Regions from separate parts of the Homo sapiens genome. Here region 2 is linked to region 1. The links are chromatin loops, found by intact Hi-C in ENCODE. Cell type or tissue: ascending aorta. All regions are shown on one strand. Each heading gives the region's core, and the rest is flanking DNA. Links, peaks and the distances in the headings are about the cores only. Region 1 holds the start of BOLA3 (bolA family member 3). Region 2 overlaps SLC4A5 (solute carrier family 4 member 5).

Region 1 (12,221 bases), core at 4,008-9,007:
ATAAATGGGACATAAATCAGAGATGTGTTGGTATTTTGAGACTCAAGACTGTCCTTTTTTAAAATAAAAATAAAAACATTACCAGGTTCCCAAGCCAATCTGGCTTAACCAACAGTGCACTGAAATATTAGTGTTTACCTCCAAGGCTAGGGAGCCAAGGGGAGGAGGAGAATTGGAGGAAGGGGAGATAATGGGAAGAGGATGGCGCCTTCCTGAGTTGGCTAGAGGGCCAACCTTTGATAACAGTTTGACGAAATCAATCTTTTTTTTTTTTTTTTTTGAGACAGAGTCTCACTCTGTCACCCAGGCTGGAGTACAGTGGTGGGATCTCGGCTCACTGCAAGCTCTGCCTCCCAGGTTCATGCCATTCTCCTGCCCCAGCCTCTCCTGAGTAGCTGGAACTACAGGTGCCCGCCACCACGCCCAGCTAATTTTTTCTATTTTTAGTCATGCCTGGCTAATTTTTTGTATTTTTAGTAGAGATGGGGTTTCACCGTGTTAGCCAGGATGGTCTCCATCTCCTTACCTCGCAATCCGCCCGCCTCAGCCTCCCAAAGTGTTGGGATTACAGGCATGAGCCACCGTGCCCGGCCTATAGAAATCAATCTTTTTGACTCTTCTCACTTTTATCTCCCCATGCCCAAGGTTTGCCTGTTCCATAACACTCACTCCCTTCCCCCTTGCTAATCAGAAGCCATCTCCTCTCAGTGTCTGATCTCTGCTCTTCATACATGATTACAGTCATGGGGTAGAGAGTGCTTGCTAAATTATGCAGTTAATCCTATGGTGCTTTAATTTTCAGGCCTTCAAAAAACACTTGTACAGTGATGTGCAGATTTTTAAACAGTTGAACTTCCTTGTACTACAGTTTTTGTATTGACAGCCAAATTTGTCTTTCATTCTTCAGATTGTGAATAAAGTGATTTTTACAGGGCTTCCAGCAAAGTTTTTCCTTTCATCTAAGGCTTGTAGAACCCTAGCTTATATAGCTGCTTACATGAGAAATGCAAAATCTGTATTCACCATGACTTTAGTAACAAAGGTAAAGTTTTTTAGTAGTGCCAAGGCAAGAGGAACAATCTTGGTGGTAGTACTAAGTTTTGTCAATATTGTGGTTTCCTGATTGTATTGTTGGCTTTCTCTCTGAGCATTGAGGTATACTAGAAGTAGAGCTTCTCAAACATAATATCATTACCTCATAAGCATTAACAAATCAGGCCCAAAGAGCGTAAGTCCTAGAAATTTGTTTTAAAGCAGCCCTAGTCATGGTGCTGGTGCTACCGCCTTGTTTTAGGAGCCTGCCTCCTGTCAGTATGAAACCCTCACCTGAAAAATGCCAGCCTGGACACCAAACACTGAGCCCCTTCAACAGGCACATTATTTCCCCCTGAGATCCATAAGGGAATTTAGTTTCTACTATTGTAGAGTTCTGAAAAGAGGTAAAATAGTAGTCCTTTGGTCATCCTATTTTTGCTTTCAATTTTGATATTTCAGACTGTAAAAGGCCTTGGGGGATGATAGTACATGTGGTAGCAGTAATTTTTTTGAAGCAACTGCACTGACATTCATTTGAGTTTTCTCTCATTATCAGATTCTGTTCCAAACAAGTATTCTGTAGATCCAAATGGATTACCAGTGTGCTACAGACTTCTTATTATAGAACAGCATTCTATTCTACATCAAAAATAGTTTGTGTAAGTTAGTTTTGGTTACCATCTAAAATATTTTTAAATGTTCTTTACATAAAAATTTATGTTGTGTTTTAAAATCCTTAGGGGCTTTATCTATTTTTCTAAGTCAGTTAACTGTACTTCTAAAAAAAGTATTTTGTATCTACTTTTGTAACTTCGTCAGAATAAAATATATTGAAAGCAAGAAATGACTGATTAAAGTATGTATATCAACACACATTTCTATTTAAATATAGAAACTTGAGAGTTTTGCAGATTCTGTGGATTTTTGAGTACAGCTTAAATTTGGAAAGTTATCTTTGCATATCATTTAGTAGCTAAAATGTTTTCTTAGCCGTTAAAAAAGGAAGTTCCTAAATGAACTAAGTATCATACTACTGGGACCGAACCCCTAAGAAACAAACTATGTCTCTGATAGTGGCTAAAACCCATCCCAAACAAAAATACGTGGTCTCCTTCCTGCCATGCAAATCAGGCTCCAGATCTCTTGTACATTCCTGGTTGTGCGATAGTAGAGTTAAAATTAAAAACTTAATGAATGTGGCTAAACAGTACAAGTTAACACTAATTTTATTTTTTTGAGCTGGGGTCTCTGTTGCCCAGGTTGGAGTGCAGTGGCACAGTCTTGGCTCACTGCAACCTCCGCCTCCCAGGCTCAAGTGATCCTTCTTTCTGAGCCTTCTAGTAGCGGGGACAACAGGCACACACCATCATGTCCGGCTAATTTTTTGTATTTTTTGTAAATATGGAGTTTTGCCATGTTGCCCAGGCTGGTCTCGAACTCCTGAGCTCAAGCAATCTGCCTGCCCCGGCCCCAAAGTGCTGGGATTACAGGTGTGAGCCACCACACCTGGCCTAGTTACTAGCAATCAGTTTTGGATTTCTTTTGACATTTTCAGTAGACTTAAAATCAATCACAAAAATGATAAGTTTGTAAGGGTATCTAATGGCTATTTCAAACTTTGTAAAATAATAGAATAACTCAGATAATCTTTGGGAGAGCCAGACTCTGGGTTTGAACCTGCACAGCCAGAAACAATGTCCAAACTATGCCATGGAGCTTCTCTGACAAATACCCCATTGATGTCCCCACTAGGTATGGACATTACAGCCTGCACTGTCCCCACTTAGGTGTGGACACTAGTCTGCACCTTTATCGCTGGCCACTAGATGCCAGTCTGCCACAACACCTCAAAAGCTAGCTACCTTTTTAGCTTTTTACTGGAGTCCTTTAGTAGGTTATCTCATTTAATCCATAAAGCAACCTGGAGAAAGTGACTGCAATTAAGAGGTATGCCAGAAATATTTCAGTATTCTTTAGACCATGCCACATAAGCTCAGACAAGTTCAAATAGCTAGTATATAGCAAGTCTGTTTCTCTGGATTGCATTTGCAAAAATTCTGCATGCTCAGCAGTGCTAGGAAGCTCTATAAAATGATGGTGCAACGAAAAATCATCCCAATGAGGTTAAAAAAGGAGATGCATCCAAAGAGTTCCTACCTAATGAATTTTCTGAGTTTCAGATGTATATATGTGTATGAAAGCTATGAGTGATCATGGACCAATACAACTGAAGAGAACAAGAGAATCTCGAGGTCACAGCAAAAAAAAGTAAGATGCAGAAAGGATTGACATTTCCTGGGACTAAATGCATTTCACTTTTGTTTTAATCACAAAGTAAAACTTACTTATTTGCTTCTGTCAAAAAAAAAAAAAAATACTAGAACTGTTGGAACTAATTTGGAAGCCCAAGATTCGTCAGATCGTCCTGCAAATCCTTTTCTAGAAAAGTTCAAACTTAGACCTATGGAGCGCAAATTGCTGAGCCTCTATCAGTTCTGTTCAGTAATTACAATGCATGCACTTTTTGTCCCATATTGGGCTGCTGACAGATGACTCAAGCAAGGCTCTGTCCTCAGGGAGCTTATAAACCAGTGAGAACAGACACATACATAAATTGATAGTTGTAAAAGGCCATAAGTGCAACAAAAGTTACAGGTAAGTTGCGGGCCCTAAGCTTACTGTGAGGCAGTCAGAGGTGGCTCTTTGGAGAAGACAAGGCTTGAACCTTAAAAGGTGGGCAACTGCATAACCAAACTTGTAGCATAGCTTATGAAGGGAGGTGCAAGTATAATATTACTGAAGGGTAGATTTCAGTTGGACAGGTAGATAGTGGTTAAATCATACAAAAGAACTTGAGAGTTTTGCCTGTAGGTAGGCGATGGGGAATCTGAAGGATTTCAAGTAGCAAATGTTTTCATTTCATTTTATTTTATTTATGTTTTTTAGACAAAGTCTCACTCTGTCGCCCAGGCTAGAGTGCAGTGGCTCAATCTCGGCTCACTGCAACCCCTGCCTCCTAGGTTCAAGCGATTCTCCTGCCTCAGCCTCCCAAGTAGCTGGGAGTAGAGGCATGTGCCACCATGTCTGGATAATTTTTGTATTTTTAGTAGAGATGGGGTTTCACCATGTTGACCAGGGTGGTCTTGAACTCCTGACCTCAGCTGATCCGCCTGCCTCAGCCTCCCAAAGTGCTGGGATTACAGGCATGAACCACTATGCCCGGCCTAAATGTTTTCATTTCAGATGGCTCTGACAGCCTAGGAGGAACTGAAGATAAGAGGAGGAGAATGGGGCAGAGAGTAGCTCAGAGTAACAGATAGTATGGGCAACTGTTAAATTATGGGGAAGAGGAAGGTTAGAGATAAGCAAAAGTACCTTTTTTTTTTTTTTTTTTGAGACAAAAAGCTGGTAGAAAGGCCACCGCAGCCAGCTAATGGTTTGTATTTTTAGTAGAGATGGGGTTTCGCCAATGTTGGCCAGGCTGTTCTCGAACTTCTGACCTTGGGTGATCAGTGCGCCTCGGCCTCCCAAAGTCTTTGGATTACAGGTGTGAACCACCTTGCCTGGCCAAAAGTACCATTTTAAATAAAGAAAAGGAGGAATTCTGCCAATACAAATCTGTGAGCTTGCCATGGGTCACTTGGTTACAAGTGACAAACCCATTAAACTGCCTTCAGTGCTCATTTCCAGCATTGCTGGTTTCCAGCTGTACAAAGTCAAACATTTGTCTCCTTTTATCTGTTTTCTTCTTTATCTTGCTTCATTTCCAAAGTAGTTCTCCCTGCATGGTTGCAAAGATGGTTGCCAGCAACTCCAGCCTTTCTACCAGCTTAGCAACATAGAGGAAAAAGATCAATGTCTGGGAACAACAGACACTGGGGAATACAAGACTGGGGAAGGAGGAAGGGGGCAAGGGTTGAAACTACCTATTGGGTACTATGCTCATTACCTGAAGGACGGATTCGTTCATACTCCAAACCTCAGCACCATGCAATATACCTCTGTAACAAGCCTGCATATATACCCCCGATTCTAAAATAGAAGTTGCAAAAGGAAGTCCCTCTACCAATTCTCATTGGTCTGGCTCAGACCATGGGGCCGACCCTAAACCAGTCTCTGATTAGCCAGACTTGGGTCCTGTTTCCATTCCTAAAGCTGGGGATAGGTGCGCCTCATCTAAACCATGCTGTCTGAATAGCAAGGGAATGGTTCACCATTACTACCCTGCTTGAGAAAAAATTTTTTTGACAGTTTAAATTGCATCATTGACAGCAATGAAGAAAACTTAGCAAATCATCTCTAAACATTTTAAAAGAATGAAGCAGAAAATGTAAGACAGGCTAGTAATTGATCCAAAGGAGAAATTCTGAAGGCCAGAACATAGGAGTCAGTTAATACTGTAATAAATAAATTAGACAATATCCATATATAACAACTATAGGTCCAATCCATCCAAGTGCAACGCTGAAGGGACGTATTGATTGCATAGGCCAGAATGTTGGCAAAAAGCTGGTAAATCCTGCAGGGTGCCACCAGACCGCGTGCTGCAAACAAATAACAGCTAGAGAGAGGAGAGGCTTGGTTGAATTTCGGCCTTGACTGGTCTGAAGACTCCAGAGGCGGGACGAATTTGCGGACAGTTCTACCCCATCCCACATGGCGTCAGCTTCCCTTCCATTCTCATGACTCCATGGTCCATGGCTCCAACCTGGGCCTCTGTTAGGCTGTGTCCTGTGGCACCTTAAACTCAGGCAAATTAAGAACTGTTCGTGGACTCTGCTCAGCCCCCACCTAACCCTCCATCCAAGTCATTGTCCAAGCCAGAAACTGGAGTCATCTCAGATACCTTCCCACTCACACCTCCACATGCAGTCGCTCGATTCCATTCACCTCCCAAGTGTCTCAGTTCATTCTTCCATCCCTCCCGCCACTGGTTTAGTTAGGCCCCTCCATTCTCACCTGGACCATCGCGGTAGCCTCGGAGCTTCTGACTGTGTCTCTGGTTGCAGCCCCTACACGCTCTCTTCCTTACAGGAGCGGAGCGATCTTTCTCAAGCGCGAATCAAATCCTTCCACGAGTCCCCGCACCTGGAGCGAAGGCCAAACTCCTCAGCTTAGAAGCTAGACTGCCAGAGTAGGGAGTGGGAATGGAAAAGTACATCAGGAGCACGAGGGGTATTCGGATGAGGGAAGGCCAGTATAGGGCGCCGAGACCTTGGAGTGTTTCTGAGCTGAGGAGGAATGAGACTTTCACGCGGGCAAGGGGACCCTATCCATGAAACAGGCCCTGGGGAGACTGAAGGAGAGCGGCGCGAGCGAAGGCAGAGGGCGGGGCCCCGAGGTCGGCAGGCGCTGCAGTGTCGGGGGTGGCGAGTCAGCCAGGGCCAGGGGATGGCGGGGTGGGGCCGGAGCCAGGCGACCGGAGGCCTCCGGGGCGGGGCCGGGAGGCTGACGGCCTCCGGGCGGCAGGGGGCGGCCTCTCCCACGGCGGCGGCTCTCGGTCCCCCGCTCCGCGTCTTTCGGGCATACAGTGACCTCGGGCGGCGGGTCACGTCGGCCGGGCATGGCTGCATGGAGCCCGGCCGCGGCAGCGCCTCTCCTCCGCGGGATCCGCGGGGTGAGCGTGGGCAGGGTCGGGGCTGCTCTCCCCGGGACGGGAGCTGCGGAGGGACCGCGGGGCCGGCGGCTGTCGGGGCTTGAGGACTGGCTCCCGGAGGGCGCGCGCGGCACTGGCAATGGGGGGCTCCTCTTCCTTTCTCTCATTCATTCTTTCATTCATTCATTCACTCAGCGACAACGGCATTCGAAATTTCAAGCTCTGGCGCGCTCTAGGGGAGCTCCCGAGCTGGGTGGAGGTTGGAGGTCAGGCGGACAGACACATGAACAGTCATAATACTGCGGGCACAGGAAAAAAAAAGGATTGGTTTACCGAGCAGAAGACAGGAGTCATAGCCCAGAGTCAAGGCGTGGGTGCGAGGGACTGCAGCGGGGCCGGGGCCTTGGGAAGGTCGACTGGGCCTCTGACCTTGATCCTCCTCCAAATCCCACACTACCGGAGCAGAACCCAAGCAGGGGGCACTTCCCACGCGCTCTCCTAATCTCTCCCCCTTTCTGAACCATCCTTTGCTTCAGCTCATACCATTCTTTCTCTTAACTTTCATTTTCCTTCTCCCCTGGTTCTGAACCTGCCTGCCCTGTGCATGAAGAGAAGTTCTTCCACTGCGGTGACTTTCAGCGTGGACAGTGATCATCTGGGGATGTCAGTTGATTGTTCCACTAAAGGCCGCTGCCCACAGATCCGCTAAGATGAAAGGCTTCTCCCAAGGATTCTGCAACGCTCACCTCTCTCACCCCTTAGTAGCTGCCGATTCTGTCTGCCATCTGGTTACTCTCTGCCTTTACCCTCAAGATTCTGCCCCCAGAAGCAGCTCCACCCCACCCTCACTCCTGGCAATCCTGTCCAGCCTCTCAACATCGAGTTTCTGTCCCTCCACACAGCAGGCAGACAATCACACTCTGGACCTTTCTCCTGTCTTGCATTTCTGTCCCTAATTGACTAGTTCTTCCCCTGCTCATTCATTCATCCAGCACCAAGTGCCTCTGAGGGCCTGCCCTGGGGTCAGCTCTGGGATGCTGCCGGACTCATTCCTGGCCTATAAGACCAGTGGTGAGAGAGCCAGTGCACAGCTCATTTTAAAGGAGGTGCTCTGAGATTCTGTGACACAGGACCCTGCTCTGAGCTATCAGGAAGGACTGAGGGGTAGAGGGGTGGGACCTTCAGCACCAGCACCCATGAACGGCCCTAGTGTCCTCCAACCTGTCATCCACGTCTAGTCAGGGACCAGTGCCCGGTGCTTCCATCATTGTAATGCCTCTTACTTGGGCATCTCTCCTGACTCGCTCCAGAAGGCACTGTTTCCTGCAGGTTACTTTGGTCCCATGAGCCTGGGTTCTATCACCTGGAGTCCCATCTCCTGTCCCATACAGTCCACAATCTTTAGCCTGGCATTCAAGGCCTGCCACACTCCATTCCCAGTCTGCCTTTTCAGCATGCACTCAGCCCAGCCAAGTGACTGCCGACCTGCTTTTCTGCTCCTTCACTACTAACTGTTGAGACGTGTTCCATCAGAAACATGGGCTCCCCTGGCCGGGCGTGGTGGCTCATGCCTGTAATCCTAGAATTTTGGGAGGTTGAGGTGGGTGGATCACCTGAGGTCAGGGGTTTGAGACCAGCCTGGCCAACATGGTGAAACCTCATCTCTACTAAAAATACAAAAATTTGCCGAGCGTGGTGGTGGGTGCCTGGAATCCCAGCTACTCAGGAGGCTGGGGCAGGAGAATCGCTTGAACCCGGGAGGTGGAAGTTGCAGTGAGCTGAGATTGTGCCACTGCACTCCAGCCTGGGTAACAGAGCAAAACTCTGTCTCAAAAAAAAAAAAAAAGGAAACACAAACACAGGTTCCCCCATGGTAGCCATTGGGGAAGGGGTGTTGTTGCCAATGGTAAACAACCTACAGATACTCCTTCTTCAGGTTCTTTCATAGAATTCTGACTTTGCTCCCAGTGAGAAGGAGTGCATGATGAAGGATAGCTGGCTAATTGAGCAGTGGGCTGTGAGGTCACATCCCACTGGGGAGGGCGAGACATGTTAATCAGGCCTAAAGGCGAGGGAGTGTGGAATTTGGCCCCACCATCCAGGGCAGTGGATGGCCTAGTGGTATGGATCTGAGGCAGGCTATCCAGCTTTTCTGGCTCTGTATCTTACCGAATTCAACCTTGGGCACATTACTGTGTGCCTCAGTTTCCTTACCTATAAAACTATCGGCATAATAGTGTCACAACATTATATGGAAGCAAACATCTCTTGAATTAGGTTTGGGGCCTCTTGTCTCTGGAGTCAAATTGAGTTATTAACAATCATCCTGTCCCCGCCAATAAAAGTTTATTCTGTGTTTTGGGGCACTTACATGGACTCCTGATACCACAGAGCCCCTCTGACATAACCCATGGCTGTGCTGGCGAGGGCTCAGGGGCCTGCCTTGCAGGGGGAATGGCAGGCGGGCCTGCACAGTGGCCCAGCTCAGGGGCAACAGCATCTTCCTCTGCCCTGACCTTCCTCTCTGTTCTGTGGCAGCTTCCACTTCACCATCGGATGTTTGCCACTCAGACTGAGGGGGAGCTCAGAGTGACCCAAATTCTCAAAGAAAAGTTTCCACGAGCTACAGCTATAAAAGTCACTGACATTTCAGGTAAGGTTTCTCTCACTCTTCCTACGGCGCTTGGATAAGATTTTGCCCTTTGGAAGGACAGAGGGTCAGGGGCTTGGAGGAGGGGGCTTGCTGCTGGTGAGTGGCTTCTCAAGATGTGTTGCTGCTGGACAGGTGGAGCTCGGCTGCCCCCACCTCATGGGATGGCAGTCAGGATTCAGAAATATCAGAGGGAAACTGAGGACAAGGCGCAGCTGGGAGGACTCAAGGTTGCCAGCCTGGCTCAGCTCAGACAAGGTCCCTCTCAGTCACCCTAGAGCTGAGGTCCACAGTCTGTCATTTGACTTTGAATAGGTTTTGCTCTAATTTTCCCCCATTCTTCTGACACCCTAGGATATCAGAGCTGGAGTGGACCCCAGAAAGATTTTCTTCAGCTGCTTTACTTTCCCTAAGAGGAAATGAGCCCAGAGAGGCCAAAGGAATTGCCTAGCTCCTCATAGGGAAGAGACAGTGGAACTGGAACCAGAACCGGGACTCAGGGGAGACTCTGTCCTAAGCCCAGTTACCAGCCCCAGCCAAGCGCTGTCCTTCTCAGGTGGCCACTGGCACCTAGAAGTTCAGGCTGGCAGTGTGTTAGGAGCAGGCTGGAGAAGCAACTTCTGCATCCACAGGATGGGGAAGATAGGCCCTTTATCCACACACACACACACACGTACACACAGAACGGCCCGTGGCGTGGGCCGCTGGATAGGCATCAGTCTGAATCTCTCCATACCCAGAGGCAGCCTTTGCCACTCAGCATTGCCATGAGGGCTCACTGACTTTACTGAGAACATAACATTTCCAAGGATTGAGGAGAAAGTTTAGAAAGTAGATTTTATTCTGGAAACCACAGGAAATAAATCAATCTAAAGATCTGCTGGGGTTTTGGAGCAGTGGCTCATGCCTGTAATCCCAGCACTTTGAGAGGCTGAGGCAGGTGGATCACGAGGTCAGGAGTTCAAGACCAGCCTGGCCAACATGGTGAAACCCCCCCGTCTCTACTAAAAATACAAAAATTAACTGGGCGTGGTGGCACACGCCTGTAGTCCCAGCTACTCAAGAGTCTGAGGCAGGAGACTTGCTTGAACCCGGGAGGCGGAGGCTGCAGTGAGCCAAGATCATGCCACTGCACTCCAGCCTGGGTGACAGAGCGAGACTGTGTCTCAAAAAAAAAAAAAAAAAATCTGCTGGGGCCAGGCGCGGTGGCTCATGTCTGTAATCCCAGCACTTTGGGAGGCTGAGGCAGGTGGATCACCTGAGGTCAGGAGTTCGAGACCAGCCTGGCCAACATGGTGAAACCCCATCTCAACCAGAAATACAAAAAAAAAAAAAAAATTAGCCAGGCATGGTAGCAGGCACCTGTAATCCCAGCTACTCAGGAGGCTGAGGCAGGAGAATCGCTTGAACCTGGGAGGCAGAGGTTGCAGTGAGCTGAGATTGCACCACTGCACTCCAGCCTGGGCGACAAGAGCGAAACTCTGTCTCAAAAAGAAAAAAAAAATCTGCTGGAATGGTACATCAGGTGAGGGCTCTGCAGGAGTCTTGGGGCAATGCTGAGGCCTTGATGTTACCAGGTCCTGAACTTGCCCCAGGCCCAGGGCAGAGTTAGAGCTTGACTCAGCTGTGGCTCTGCGCAGTCCTGGACAGAGTGCAGAAGGGGAGTTGAGGCTGAGAACCTGGGTTTAACCAAAACTTGGACTCCTAGAGCACATTATAAGAAAAACAGAACAGGCCAGGCGCGGTGGCTCACGCCTGTAATCCCAGCACTTTGGGAGGCCGAGGCGGGTGGATCACGAGGTCAGGAGATCGAGACCATCCTGGCTAACACGGTGAAACCCCGTCTCTACTAAAAATACAAAAAAAAAATTAGCTGGGCATGATGGTGTGTGCCTATAGTCCCAGCTACTCAGGAGGCTGAGGCAGGAGAATGGTGTGAACCTGGGAGGCGGAGCTTGCAGTGAGCCCAGATCGTGCCACTGCACTCCAGCCTGGGCGACAGAGCGAGACTCCATCTCAAAAAAAAAAAGAAGCAGAGCAAAGCCTGTTGAGTACGTTGCACCTCTCACACAATGGCCTGGCTCTGTAAATCATGCAGGGGACATATTCTTGCCCATGTTATTTCATGCTAGAGCTGTGTGTTTATCATCAGTCATCAGCACCAGCTCTCCAGCCAGGTGGAGGAAAGCTCAGGCAGGGGGTGGATGGCCCACCAAGCTCTGCCTCGAGGGCTTCACCAAAAAGTTCTCCCCCCAAAAGCCAGGATGAAATCCTGGATGCTGTGCTGTGGACCCAGCAGTGCCAGAGACAGCCCCGAGCAGCTCCATGCATAGCATGTTTGCTGTGTCCCTGGCTCTCATGCTCCCCTGGTTCTTTCCTTTCTTTGGACAGTATTACACAGTTTTCAAACCAAATTGTAGTGTATTTTTGCACTTCAAAAACACTGATTGTTGGTCCTTTGGAAGCTGGAACGCTGAAATTCCGTCCTTCTCATCCTCTTCCGTGGCGTTTATTGGCCTAGTGAAAGGAAACACTCTACACTCCCTAGGTTGTCCATGCTTTGTGCCTTATCTTTCCTGCCCACAAGTGGTAACCCTGGGTGGTGCAGCTGCCTCGCAAAAGGAAGAGCACATTTTGGATTGTGGCAGCCTGTCAGGAGGAGCATGTGGTCAGATTGGAAGCCATGATCTTTTCCTAATGGTCTTAGCAACTTTCCTTTGTGCTGAATGATAATATTCAGACCTTTGGATTGTACAGTACTTCAAGGATATATGGGACCATGGCTGCCATGACTTAATAATTGAAATGCTTTTGAATCATGTTTATTTTAGGAGGTTGTGGGGCGATGTATGAAATTAAAATTGAATCAGAAGAATTTAAGGAGAAGAGAACTGTCCAGCAGCACCAGATGGTTAATCAGGTCAGTAGAGGCAACAGTGC
Region 2 (5,000 bases), core at 1-5,000, 110 kb before region 1:
ACCCCCTAGAGAGGTCAAGAGCCTCAGCAGAAAATGGAACACATCAGGGTGGTAGAAGGGGCTGGGCTTATCTCAAGAGTGCCAGGGCTTGTAGATCTGGTGGCTGATGTCACTCTGATTAGCAGGACCTGGGGCCATTTAGAGAGAGTGGCTTGTTGCATGTACACATCTCAAATCTCCAACATTCCACTATCAGTATCCCAGCCTAGATGCCCAGGGACACTAGCCCTACTGAGCCTGTCAGACAAACACAGTAACCAGAGCAAAGTTGCTACATTAAAAACATTGAGGAACCTCTTTAAATGAATTACTTAAAAATGGGAAGTGGGCCGGACATGGTGGCCCACACCTGTAATCCCAGCACTTTGAGAGTCCAAGGTGGGTGGATTGCTTGAGCTCAGGAGTTTGCGACCAGCCTGGGTGACATGGCATAAACCCCATCTCTACAAGAAATACATAAACCTCATGGCTTAAACCCCATGGCATAAACCCCGCCTTACAAAAAATTAGCCAAGTGTGGTGGCACACACCTGTAGTCCCAGCTAATCAGGAGGCTGAGATGGGAGGATCGCTTGAACCCAGGAGACGGAGGTTGCAGTGAGCAGAGATCGTGCCATTGCACTCCAGCCTGGGCAACAGAGCAAGTCCTTGTCTCAAAAAATCGCTCCCAAAACAACGGGAAGTGTTTAACATACCATAATAGCAACAGATACATACTCAGCACTTAACTACATTCTGGGCACTATTCTGAGTGCTCTTCCTGTTTTAACTCACTTCATCCTCACAAAAATGCTGTGGCGTGTAGGTACGGTTCTTGTCTCCATTTTACAGATGAGACGCCTGAGGCACAGAGAGTTTAAGTAACTTGCCTAAGGTCACAAAGCCATTAAGTGGTGGAATCAGGGATGAACCCAAGCAGTCTACTACACCTTGTGCCCATTTAATGCACTGTGTATCTCTCTCACTTTCAACAGTACAGATATTCTCTCTAATCTTGTTCTTTTTTTTTTTTTTGAGACGGAGTCTCACTCTGTCACCCAGGCTGGAGTGCAATGGCGCGATCTCAGCTCACTGCAAACTCTGCCTCCTGGATTCAAGTGATTCTCCTGCCTCAGCCTCCCAAGTAGCTGGGATTACAGGTGCCCACCACCATGCCTGGCTATTTTTTGTATTTTAGTAGATACAGGGTTTCACCATGTTGGCCAGGCTGGTCTCAAACTCCTGACCTCAGGTCATCCACCCACCTCAGCCTCCCAAAGTGCTGGGATTACAGGCGTGAGCCATCGTGCCCAGCCTGTAATCTTGTTCAGACTATTGACTTGCTTAAATTAAAAAAAAAAAAAAAAAAAGAATTTCTTCCCAGAAGGGGAAGAGACATGTCTTGCCACCCAGTTTTATTTAGTTAAAGTGAACTAACCCAAGAGGCTTCGCTACACCAGCAAGGCTGTCGAAGCCAAGTCCCTTCTGATTCTCCTCCCAGATCGCAGTCCTGCCCGGAGCCCTGGTGCTGGCCCGAGTCTACACCACTCCACGGAAGACCTGCGGATGCGGCAGAGTGCAAATTACGGACGTCTGTGTGAGTGTGTGCTCTGCCGCTCTGTGGCAGCTTTATTCAGGCTGTGGCAGCTGTGACATGGCCACATTGCCATAGGTGGGGGAGACAAAGCCCAGGATCTGCCAAGAATTCTCAGGGCATGCATCAGGAGGAGCCTAACTTTCACTCTAAACCCAGGCTGCTCTCAGGGCCTCATTTACTACCATAATATTCAAGTCATTCCTCTGAAAAATGAGGCTGTCAGTCACATCCTGGTGTAATCAATACCCACTCCCATATTCTAGGTGTTTTTATCTTAGTCTGTACCTTCATCTTCATCAAACTGACATTAACCCTGTTTTTTGGTGAAAAGCTTTCCTGGAAATGGAATCAAAAACAGGCAAGGTCCTTTCCTTCAGTTCAGTCAGGCAGCATTCCCATCACTGGGTGGCAGTCTCATGCCACCATGGAGAAGAAATGTGGGCAGAGTCACGGCCCCTTTTTTCTGGGAATGGCTGGTAGGGGGCGGGGTGTGGGTTTGAGGTGAGAGGTGACAGACAGGTTTTACATGCACCTCGTCAGGGATACACAGACAGGCGAGCTGGGGAAAAGAAAGGAGCGAACTTAGAAAGTGAAGTGAAAAAGAAAAAGCAGTGAAGGACTATTTTCCTTCAGGTACTTTTACTAAAATGCCAAGATGTTAACAAGTTCAGCCCAGTGCTGTACCCCTGTCCAGGCCCAAGGAGTGACTTGGGGGCAATGCAGCCCCTGCCTGTGGCCTTGGGCACAGCAGGCATTTGCTGCAGTCTTCTCTCTCTGTCCTGATGACCCAAGTCCTCTTAGTCTCCCCAGCTTTGTTATGCCACATAGGGATGCCCAGTGGCAGTGTTCAGTGGGTACAGAGTGGCTTCGGGAAGACCTTCCACTCAGTTATCATTGTATATGAGGTCACCTCCCTACTGACACTGCTTAGGGGTGGGAACCACTGGGACAAGAGGCACGAATGGATGATTGCAGCTTTGTGTGAACCAGGTCATATTCAAGGTGGGCACCCGCCATGAGGTGGCCCAGCATGCAGAACACAGCGCACAGGGGAAGGATCAGAGAGGAGGAGACACTGACTGAGTCTTGGAGCATAAATAGAAGTTTTCCAGGAGCAAGGAGGAGGAAGAGGGGGTTCTAAACAAACAAAACAAATAGGAGGTTGGGGGATGGAAGAGAAGGAGCTGGAGCTATGAAAATAAAAACATTAGTCCAGTTCACAGGAAGTGCAGGAGTTAAAGGGAAGAGAGAGTCAAATCAAAGAGGGCCTTGTGCACCCAGCAAAAGAACCCGGGTTTTATTCTGAAGATAATGGGAACCCCTGGGAAGCTTGAAGCAGGAGCATGCTGTGATCGGATTTCTGTCTGAGTAGGAATAATCTAGAAGGGGCAACATTGGAAGGCAGAGACTGAGCCTGCATTCCAGAATGGAGAGGAAGGGACAGAGGTGGAATTGAAGTACTGGTGGGAAGTAGGAGGTGAGGAAGAGGGAGGGCCCAAGGCTGCTCCTAGATTTCTGTCTAAAGGGCTGGTGGATGGGAGGGAGGGGCATTGAGTGGAATGTGTCCATGAGGAAAGTGATTTGGGGGCAGGTAAAGAGTTGCATTTGAGGTGCCAGAGGGGACTGCTCCAAGGAGTCTGCAGCTCAGAAGAGGAGTCAGACTAAAGATCCATCCTGGGCATCCTCAGCCCAAATGGGTGTTGGAAACAACAGGAGTGGGAGCGATTGACCAGCGGAGAGGCTGAGGCACCTGGAGGGGATGAGAGCAAAGACAAGGCCCTGGGATGTCCAAGCAGGAGAGGATCCTGGGACAGAAATGAGAGGAGGAGAGCCAAGAGGAGCAGCATTCTGGACACCAGGAGTGGCACAGGCCAATAGCCGAGACACGATAGGTCTGAGGGTGTCCACCAGATTGGGCTAGTGGGAGAGGAGAGCTGGCTTTCTCTCTCTTAACAGAGGAAGGAACTATTGGGCAGTTCAAATAATTGGCTATCACTGTTCTCATGGGAAGCCCACCTTCCTTCCCTCTGCCAGCCTAAATCCCCAGCCCATGTTTGAAGACTCTCACCGGTCATGGAGGACAGAGGTGAAACTGCTCCCCCTCCAGCAAATTCCAAGCTAAGTGACACATGGAACCTCACCTAATAATGCGTCTGTGTCCCTCCTCCTATCCGGGCCTGGTGCAGAGCCACACCCAGAGTAGACAGCCTGGTGACATCCAAGACGTTGGGGTGGAGGAGTAGAGACTAGAGTGTGGTAGATTGAGGAGGGAGAAGGAAACAGTGGAAACTGGAGTCTAACACCTCTTTCAGGAAAGCAGCCATTGAACAGAAGGAAAGTGAGAGGATGCTAGTTTAAGGGGACTGCAGGATTAAGGGGGAGGGAGTTTGCTTTGGTTATGAACATGGGAGAGGTACATGAGTAGGGCCCATAGGAAAGGGACCTGCAAGAGCCTGGCTTCCCCTGATGGATCTTCTTTTCCTTTTCTCCTAGGTCATGCCCAGAGCAGAAGCATGAATGACATTTCTCTCACCCCAAACACAGACCAGGTAGTAAAACCCCTGCACTTAGCTGCAATGGAGGGCCAGGGCAGGAAAAAGTCTTTGGTTTCAGGAGCAGGGATCCCCTATGGGCAGAGTTCCACTCCTACAAAGGAGTGGGAGTTCCAGGAAGATCCCCAGTGGGGACTCTGGGCTGCCTGGGGGACTTTGCCAAGGCCAGTAGTCGGGGAATGACGGAGTCCCAGGTGCTGGCTCTGTGTCAGGCCCTGGGGGTGTGGGACAGAGAACATGATTAAATGAGGCGCCAGCTGTCCTTGAGCTTGGGATTTGTTGGAGAGAGAAGACCAGCACACATGGCTTCATCTATCCTGTGATCCACAAGCACCTTTAAAGATGGGATAGGGACTGGGGCTGGCAGAGAGACAGAAAAGAATCTCCCTGTGGCGAGAACAGTGGTAGTTAATTAGACTGTCCAATAGTGCATCTTCTTCCTGTGGTCTCCCATGAACTGGGCTGAAACCCTCGTGATGAGATCAGAATTCTGCAAACAAATTGGGTCCAGTTCTAAGGCCCACAGCCCCAGAATCCTGTGACTGTGCCCCTTGGGGAAGCCCAGAGGAGGCCCCCTTAATTCCAACTCCTGCATACCTCAAGGACAGGAGGCCCCATGGTCCCCTTGTCTATCTCCCCAGGAGTAGGAAGAAAGATGACAAAGGAAACCTGAGACTTGGCGAGGAGCCTTCAGGAGCTTGGGTGACCTCCAGGCCTTCCAGCCACCCCTAAGTTTGGTGGAAGGCAAAAACAAAGTCAGCCCCTCATGTCAGTGTCCCGGGCACAAATAAATTAATAACAACAGTAACAAAATCAATCAATATTTAAGCTCCACACCACATGCACTACACTGTGCCAGGCATTTTCTGTGA

The links. A loop is a pair of places that touch in the nucleus more often than their neighbours do. Peaks named below come from ENCODE experiments on the same cell type or tissue, not always from the same donor. Only the 100,000 strongest peaks of a DNase experiment are listed, where the experiment ranks them.
Region 2: it touches region 1 in a loop (5-fold over the local background); 8 of 110 quality-filtered maps call a loop at or near these places.

Annotation. Positions count from the first base shown.
Region 1 is chr2:74,142,252-74,154,472 of GRCh38, reverse strand. It overlaps BOLA3 (bolA family member 3), which reads left to right and starts at 6,561. Exons shown (of 4, transcript NM_212552.3): 1 at 6,561-6,652; 2 at 9,170-9,284; 3 at 12,113-12,201. The coding sequence starts at 6,599. It overlaps BOLA3-DT (BOLA3 divergent transcript), which reads right to left and starts at 6,492. Exons shown (of 3, transcript NR_045636.1): 1 at 6,250-6,492; 2 at 5,995-6,123; 3 at 2,084-5,775. It overlaps MOB1A (MOB kinase activator 1A), which reads left to right. Exons shown (of 6, transcript NM_018221.5): 6 at 1-1,945. RefSeq lists an enhancer at 6,148-6,807 and a silencer at 6,341-6,820. In ascending aorta, for the core only: a CTCF peak has its summit at 6,486 (motif pointing right); a DNase peak (open chromatin) is centred at 6,472; H3K4me3 peaks cover 2,380 bases; H3K27ac peaks cover 1,275 bases.
Region 2 is chr2:74,258,713-74,263,712 of GRCh38, reverse strand. SLC4A5 (solute carrier family 4 member 5) reads left to right here. Exons shown (of 31, transcript NM_133478.3): 11 at 1,481-1,576; 12 at 4,070-4,125. Among named protein-coding and RNA genes, the nearest start is that of MTHFD2, 63 kb to the right of the region's middle. In ascending aorta, for the core only: a CTCF peak has its summit at 1,986 (motif pointing right); a DNase peak (open chromatin) is centred at 2,022.